Regions from separate parts of the Mus musculus genome. Here region 1 is linked to region 2. A link is a contact called in ENCODE Hi-C data. All regions are on one chromosome and are shown on one strand. The core of a region is the stretch at or near the end of the contact, and the rest is flanking DNA. Distances in the headings are between cores, read along the strand shown.

Region 1 (4,118 bases), core at 494-2,993, 87 kb after region 2:
TTATCCATGTTTGGATGGACGTTGGTGAAGCAGCTGTCCTTGAGTCATTTCTTGTATTTCTATAAGTAACCCCTCACCCATATTCCTGTAAGTAACCCTAATAAAGCTCATGGTTCATTAACTTGGATTCTGGTGGTATCTGTACTTTGGAATGTTGTGGGTGTCCTATATTGGAGAAGAGTAGACATGTGTGTCGTGTTTCCCCAGGAAAAGTTTTGTTATACATTTTTTTTTTTTAACATACCTTTGTTACCATTGCTAAGTAGGATTGTTCTCAGACTTGAGGGCACACTGGAGTCACCCAGAGAACTTGTTGTAGGATAGCATGTGTTAGGGGCTGGAGAGATAGATGGCTTAGTGGTTGAGTACTTGATGCACTTCCAGAGAACCTAAGTTAGTAGTTTCACACCATCCACCTGTAACTTTAGCTCCAGGGTATCTGATGTTCTCTTCTGTCCTCCTTTGTCATGTGTTTGAGTGTACACACACACACACACACACACACATACACACACACACACACCTTGAAAACAAAAAAACAAAAACAAAACATGCCTGTTCTACCTTAAGATTTTGGGTTGAGGGTTGGAGAGATGGCTCAGTGGTTAAGAGCTCTGGACACTCTTAACAGAGGTCCTGAATTCAATTCCCAGAAACCATATGGTGGCTCATAATCATCTATATTATGATCTGGTGCCCTTTCCTGGCATGCAAGTATATATGCAGATGCACTCATACATTAACTAACTAACTAACTAACTAACTAACTAACTAACTAACTAATCTTAAAAAAAAAGATTTTGTGTTCAGCAGGTCTTGAGTGACGTCAAAGAATTTGTGTGTCTAGTAAGTTTCTTTTAAAATATTTTGTTTTATTGTTTATCAAACCTAACAAGTTTCCAAGTGCTGCTGCTACTGCTGGATCATGCTTACTGATTCACTGTACTAAATACTACAAAGGATATCAATATTAGATATCATACCTGTCATTAGGAAGGAACATATGATGTGGGTGGGAGAGAGAGAAAGCATATGCTTAAAAATATAACAAGGAAGCTAATCCCAGCACACTGGAGGTAGAAGTAGGAGATCAGAGGTTCAAGCTTATCTTCAACTACATAAGGAGATAGATTGAGTATAGCCTGGGGTTTACAAGACTTTCTCAACCCTTGCAACCATGTGATATATATATATATGTGTGTGTGCGTGTGTGAGAGAGAGAGAGTGTGTGTATGTATATATATGTTTATATATAAATATATTTATGTTTATAAATAAAATATAGTGAACATGTCATTGAATGGAATAGTTAGAAAGAGACCAGGGTCCTAAAGGATGCTGGGGCCTAAGGGTCAGTAGAAAATAACAGGCATTCTTGACCGGGATCTAAAAGGGTAAGTGTAGAGGTGAATGGGGCTGGTAGTAGATATTTGTTTGGTGTGTGCTTTGTCTGGGACATTTGGGGAGAGGGAAGGCCAGAACAGTTGGTACTGCATTGTGAGGAGCCGTGAAAGCCTGTTCTCTTCCTCAGCTTCCGCCCACTTCTTACTGAAGTACTGCACAACCAGAAAGAGGAAGTCTCCTCTGCTGAGGGTGCAAGAGGAAGCACAAGAGGGCTCTGAAGGCCTGTGAGCCATAGTGACTGCTATCCTCCATGAGCCAATTACAGAAGCAACCGGAAGCTCGGTGCACCAACCAGGGCGGGTCCTTTTACACAGAGGGTGTTGCCAGCCAGGCTGAGAATATTTGGGGCATTTGGGTCTTGTTATCCGGATGGTCCTCTCTCTCGGTGGCCATCATGTCTTTGACCTCTGCCTATCAGCTTAAATTAGCAGAGAAGCTCACGATCCTGAATGACCGAGGACAGGGAGTTCTCATCCGCATGTACAACATCAAGAAGGTAAGCAAGAAGACCCGTCTAGCAAATCATGGCAGGAACCTGGAGGCCTGCAGGCCCAATAGTCAAGCCATATCTTTTTCTCCATTGCTTTAAGTGGCTTTCAGCCACTTAGACGGTATGGTTCCCACAGTTTGGGGAGATAGAGGGAGGCTTCTTTTTAAGGCGTGTCCTTTCTAGGTATTATTCTTGCCTTTTTGAGAGCATCACCTTTCCCCTATGACTTAGGGTTGGGTGGGAAAGAGAATATTTGTGTTGTGAGTGATTTGATTAAGGGTCTGGGGTCTAGAATTTGGGGTTTACTTATTGTCAGTTTCTCTAGTTTTTGAGTTTTCAAGTTGTGTCTCTGGCAAAAATTGTGTTTGTGTGTGTATGTGTATGTTTGTGTGTAATTATTTCCTTAAAAGGGGAAACATTTAAGGAAGTGGTGTTTTCTAAGGTAGTTTGGGGCTGTGAATGCTGCGTGTGTGTGCTTAGGAGAGTAACTATGAAACTGGACAAAGATGATGCCAAAAGGTGAGCCAGCGACTGTAGAAGGCAGGATAAAGGTGGGTAATTGTGAGACTTTCCAGGAAGAGAAAGAAGGAACTTGTGGAAACGGACCTTTGTGCGTTTTGTAGTAAAGCACCAGGAATATGGTTTCTGTCATGTCGTTTGTAAAGTCTCTTGGGACCCAGAGCTTTATATAAAGTCCAACTTATGATCAGCCACTTTTCTCACTACTTCCGGCTTCAGAGGAGGGGTGGGGAAGCAGCTTCCTCTCTGTGTTAGAGCTAAGCCTCAGTTAAGACAAGATGCCAGGTTGTTAGCTCTTAGGAGTACTAGTTCACTGTCTGGAACGAACTTGGTTTTCAACTACCCTCATGCTTTTATAATAAAATTTCAGACTGCCATTTCCAAAAGAGATAGTGGGAGTGAATGATGCATCCAAAGGCTTGTATCTAAATGGAAAAATAGTACGGTAGTTTAATATTACTTTTTTTTATGTGTAGACCTGTTCAGATTCAAAATCCAAGCCACCTTTTTTACTGGAAAAGTCCATGGAATCATGTCTCAAGTACATCAACAAGAAGTTTCCCAACATAGATGTCCGAAATAGCACGGTGAGAACTTGGGTTCATTTCCTCCTTTCTGTAACATTATTCTTGCATGGCAGATTATTGCAGACTCTCCACTTTGTCTTGTCTTTAAGTGTAGCCACCTATAGTTTCCTAGACTCAGACTCGGGGCTTCAGGCATTGAGGGTCGTAAGCTCAGATGGGAGCCTCCCATGGTGAACTGGGGCACAGTCTTGCCAGCCAGGTTCATGAGGACACCTGGTACACAGAGAAGCATCTCCACCAACCTTGCCGGGCACATCTTTTACTGTAGCACTTGATCTACACTATGCTTCTTTGTTGCTGCATGCTATGCATCCAGTGGCATATCCTGTACTTCTGTATACAGCACAATACTCCTGTACTGTGTTATCCCTAGATTTCTCTCACTCTATTCATAGTATCTTTATACTCTGCTTCTTTTCCTATTGATTTATATAGCAAATGTCTTCACTGAAATGAAACTGAAAATCTCCTTTCAGCTAGTCTTCTGACTGTAGTTTGAATCACATCTGGCCATCCAATCCAGATAGAAAATTTCTGTTTAGAGACTGGAGAATGCTGGCGAGCTATTGATCCCACCCTAGCATGTTCACCCCTTAAAGAATGACTGGGTATTTAAATTTTCAATTCTAATGATTGTCTGGAGAGATAGCTCAGTGGTTAAGAATGATATTACTCTTAGTTTTTAGTTACTTGGAGCAGTTGCTTTTTTAATTTTATTTTTAATTTTACATGTCTTGTTTGATCTGTGTTTCTTTCAGCAACATTTAGGACCAGTGCATCGTGAAAAAGCTGAGATAATTAGATTCCTCACTAACTATTACCAGTCATTTGTGGATGTCATGGAATTTCGGGTGAGTCCTCTGTAGCCAGGGTTAACATGGGCTTCAGGGGCTGAGCCTTTTTAGTAGGTATTCATTTATGTTGCTTATTGTAGGTTCTTGAAAGAAAAGGATAAAGGCACTAGTATTCAAAAATGTCTAAGTTGTAGTGTTAATAAATGATATATGAAATACCCTATTTACCATATTACTTCAAGAAATATGTAAGTGGATATGGTCAGTGGCACGAATCTACAGTCCCAGCACCTAGGAGGTAGAGGCAAGGGAATCAGAAATTCA
Region 2 (4,107 bases), core at 969-3,468:
CAGAGCAAAGGTGAGGGCGGAGTAGAATGTGAGCTGGACACCTGGGTTCTCTTGAGGAATGGAGGCTGGGGCTTGTTTTAGAAGAAACCTCAGGGACTGGAGGATCAGGCCAGGGGCTACTGGGAGTGCAAAGTCCAACAGATATTTTAAAAGAGAACTGACAGTTTTGTGTGGGGAAGAGTGACACCCTGATGGGGGAAAAGACCCTATACCCCCTCCATCCTCTCTGCTCCATTAGGGTTGTGGTAAGAAATTTGGGGGACCCTGGCAGAGGCTCCGGGACAGGGTGATGAAATGAGGTTTGGGCAAGAGGCCAGGGTGCGGGGTGGGGGTTGGGTGGGGACCTTGAAAAGCTCAAATTCAACGGCTGTGGCCTAGTTATCTTTCTGTTTTTCCATCCCTAAGTCCCTCAGATAAAGTTAAAAAAACTGTCCCTTCCCCAACCAAATTAGCTAGAGTTAATCCCACCCCCAGCCCCCTAATTAAATAACAGCTAAAATCAGATGACTTCTGACAAAGGTCCAATCAAGCCCTAAGATCCCAGGGTCGGTGTAGGTGCTGCCATGGGCAGAGAGAGGCTCAGAGCTAGTAGGTGGAGAAACACCTACTGCTGTCATCAAAGGGGTTCAGGAATATGGCATCTGGGGTCCCTTAGCCCAGCAGTTGGGACCGTCACTTTTCTCTTACTTCCAGACCTCCTCTCCTTATTTAAACAAACACGTTTGTTTCAATGTGGCCTCTAATTTTCCCAAGCCTCTGGGCACCAGTCTAGGTCTGCTTACTACCCGGAAATAAGGATTCTCCATAGAGATTTTCAGGAACCTTCGTTCTGATGCTCTTGGGCCCAGAGAGCCTATATCTTTCTCAGCTTCCGACCCTAGTCCCAGAAGTCTGAGTTCTACTACAGCCGACAAGCTACAGGAAATCAGCTTTTCTCTTCCTCCCAAGAGCTAGAGCAAGAGGGAAACCGCCCACCCCCCTTCAGGCGCGCGCACTCACACCCCTCCCGACACATCCGTGCACCGCCCTGGATTGATCCGGCCACTAGCCCTAGTACCCCCAGTGCCAGGGTTCTGGGATTCTCCCCAAGTTCTTGGATCTCTTCGCCTGAAGAGACTGGGGGTGGGAGGCAATTCAGGAGAATGAGGAGAAAGGGGAGGGAGCCTTCGTCTTCCTCCCGGGTCTTTCCCGAGTCTGAGTTGATGGGGGAGGGGAGGATGAGACTGGCCCCCACATAACCTTCCGACCCTCTCAGTCTGTCTTTCCTCTTACGGCACACGCTTACCCAGCTCCAACCCTCTCAATAGCCCCACCGAGGATCTCGAGGTTCTTCCACTGCCTCCTAAGGCCCTGCCCGGCCTCCGCACCCCCCTCGACTCCCACCCGCCACAGGTCTCCCGCAGCCCACAGATCGCCAGAGACCCTAAGCTTTCTGCGCCCTCTCCTCCCGGTTGGCCCTTAGACCCTGCCTGTACTTCTCCAGCTTCTAGATTCGGGTCCTCTCCTCATGCCACACAAGTTTCGACACCGATCTCACACTCCACGTCGGCCACGGTCCCTCCCTGCTGCAGCGCGGGCCCCCAATTCTAGCTTGGGCCCCCAACTCAAGTCTTGGTCTTTCCAAACTCCGCCCTCCAACTCAAGTCCTGGTCGCTTCCAGTCCTCGGCGCGCCCCCAGTTTCCAGGTGGCCCCCTGCCCGCTTCCCGCCGCCAACCTCGCCACTCACCCGTCCCTTCCCGGCCGGTAAAACTCCACGGAGAAGCCAAAAAGGGAGCCGGGGGGCCCGGAGAGCACCGCCGGGGCCTCCGCGTCTAGGTTGAAGCCCCCAACCTGGAGTGGTGGCGGCCACAGTAGCAGCAGCAGAGGCAGCAGCGGCGGTAGGCGTCGGGGCCCCCAGCGCAGCAGCACCGCGTGGAGAGGAGATCGAGGCGACCGTGGCGTCCAGCTCCCCATAGTGCCCGCTCTTCCCTGTCCTGGGGCCACCGACCCGGAGCCGCTTCCTAAACCTCCCAGAGGCGAATGACTCAACGCGGGGAGGAGTTTGCCAAACTCCCGGCTGGGCCCTCCCCCCGGCCGCCGGGCCGGCTGGCGGGGGGGCATTCCTGGGTCCCGGGGACGCCGAGGCCGCGCCCCGCACCCGAAGGGGCGTGGGGGGCCGCACCTCTGAACCCTGGCTCCGGCCCCAGCTGGAGGCCGGTGGTCTGGCCTGGCTCAGACTGGGCGGGCTTGGGTTCTTCGCCCTCCTCTCCGCTTCCCCCTCCTCCCTCCCCCTCCTTTCCAGATGTACAACGTAAACGCTCGGAAAAGTAGTCGGAAAAGGGAGCAGAAAATTTCCTAATGAGGAAAGGAATCACCTCTGGGGGGCGGAGGGAGCCTGAATATTGTGTGTGTGTGTCTCCCTCATTTCTTCAGGAAAAAAACTTTGGGGTCGAGAGACAGGGGACTCCTCTGGCGTCCGGCCAACAGGGATTCCCCTTGCCTTCCGGGGCCACTGGGTGCCTGGGTTCTGGCCAGCTAGATTGGGACTCTGCAGCCCAGTCACTGAACGCTCCCCAGACAGCCTCCTGGGGTAGCTTCGTTGGCCTCGGGAATTCCGCGGCTGCCCCTCCCCAAGCTGATAGAGTGGAAAGCATAGGACTTTTGGGGTCTCTGACACAGGAGCATTGGGCTTTATTTGCTAACGTTGGGTTTGGAAGTCTCTGTTCTGGCCCTTTCTTGGATTTGATACCTGACCAAGTGGCCAACCTCTCAATTCAGTTCCTTCATCAGATTGCCTGATTTCCTGGATAAGCCCCAGAAAGATAAGTGATGGGTAGCAGTTGTGATGGTGGTGGTGGGGAGTCTTCAAAGGGAACCAACTTTCAGCTTCTGTTGGCCATCTGAAACCCAAGACACTTGCATTATTTGTGTAAGTAGAGGAAGGGGTGGTAGTAAGTGAAGGTACCTTGTTAGCCCCTAGCTCAGGCTGTGTGTGATGAGATCACCTTTCAGGATTCTGGTCTTTATCTTAGTCTGGGGGGAGGGGAGAGAGGCCTACAGTCTCCCCTAATCCCCTTTGCTTTCTACTCCCTTCTCAGCCTTTTTCCTCCAGGACTTCTCCCCTTTCAGAATAAGGCCCACAGAGTAAAATCCTGCCCTCTTCTTGCCCTTCTCTTTTGACCCGTTGTGGCCTGAGGGGATGCTGAATAAAAATCCCAGAGTCATTTTTTTTTTTTTCCTGCTGCATGCTTCCTCTCATCTGTTACTCTTACTCTGCTTTCTGTCCTCAGTCACCCAGCTAGATCTTCAAAAGCAGATCTCCAGGGCCAATTGCAGCCCCAGAGAGAGGCCAGCTGAACAGACTACAGCCTAACCCTGGCTCCATTCCACTTTCACATCTGCAGGTCCTGACCCTTCGTCAGGTGGGAAACATAAGGAATCTGTGGGTCAGGATCTGAGGCAAGCAGTACCCAAAGTCAACCTCTGGTGTGATTGGCCAGGGGGGGAACCCAGGTGAAGAGGAGAATGGACTTTTATTTACTGTTTATAGACATTCATGTGAGGCTTGGGTCCCACATGTGTGAATCCAGCCCTCTCCTTTCTCAGCCCAGACTTTTAGATTTTTTTCCCAGGATTTAGGAGCTGGGGAGGAAGGGGGGAGGTATACAGCTAGGGAGGTGTGTGACTCAGATCCTCCCAGGAGCCTTGGTGGGGGACAGGGGACATAGTGTCCTGCCTTGGTCCTCCTCCTCCTCAATCCCCCAACATTGGCCAACTCAAACAGGCACCCTCCCTGTCCATTCCTCGCTCCTGTTTACGCAGGAGCCCCTTAGTCATTCTCTGGCTAGCTGTTCCACTCTCCCCAATATCCCTCCTCTCTTGGCTCTCTCTGCCCTTATAAGTCCTCACCCAGTGGCCCTGACACCTCTAGCTTTCTCACTTGCCTTCCTTGCCTTTGCCTAGCCTCCCTTTGCTCTGCTTCTTGTTGAGTCTGAACTGGAATTTCTTCCTGCTTGGAGGGACTTCAGCATAACCCTCCAGGCCAGTAAGAGAAAGATCCCCAGAGGGTGTCCATTTAATCTTTCTTTAGAAGAGAAAATTGCTATAGAGTGATGACTTGTTTAAGG

Evidence for each region. Hi-C counts contacts between places; a loop is a spot of excess contacts on that map.
Region 1: a loop to region 2 is called in a map of T-helper 1 cell, with 2.4 times the contacts of the local background. The contact joins the promoter of Nckap1l here to the promoter of Itga5 in region 2. A Hi-C loop is called at or near these places in 5 of 37 maps with a recorded cell type or tissue (CH12.LX, T-helper 1 cell, T-helper 17 cell and 2 more).

Annotation. Positions count from the first base shown.
Region 1 is chr15:103,452,082-103,456,199 of GRCm38, forward strand. Nckap1l (NCK associated protein 1 like) reads left to right here and starts at 1,744. Exons shown (of 31, transcript NM_153505.4): 1 at 1,744-1,900; 2 at 2,890-3,000; 3 at 3,759-3,851. The coding sequence starts at 1,799.
Region 2 is chr15:103,364,573-103,368,679 of GRCm38, forward strand. Itga5 (integrin alpha 5 (fibronectin receptor alpha)) reads right to left here and starts at 2,219. Exons shown (of 30, transcript NM_010577.4): 1 at 1,728-2,219. The coding sequence starts at 1,954.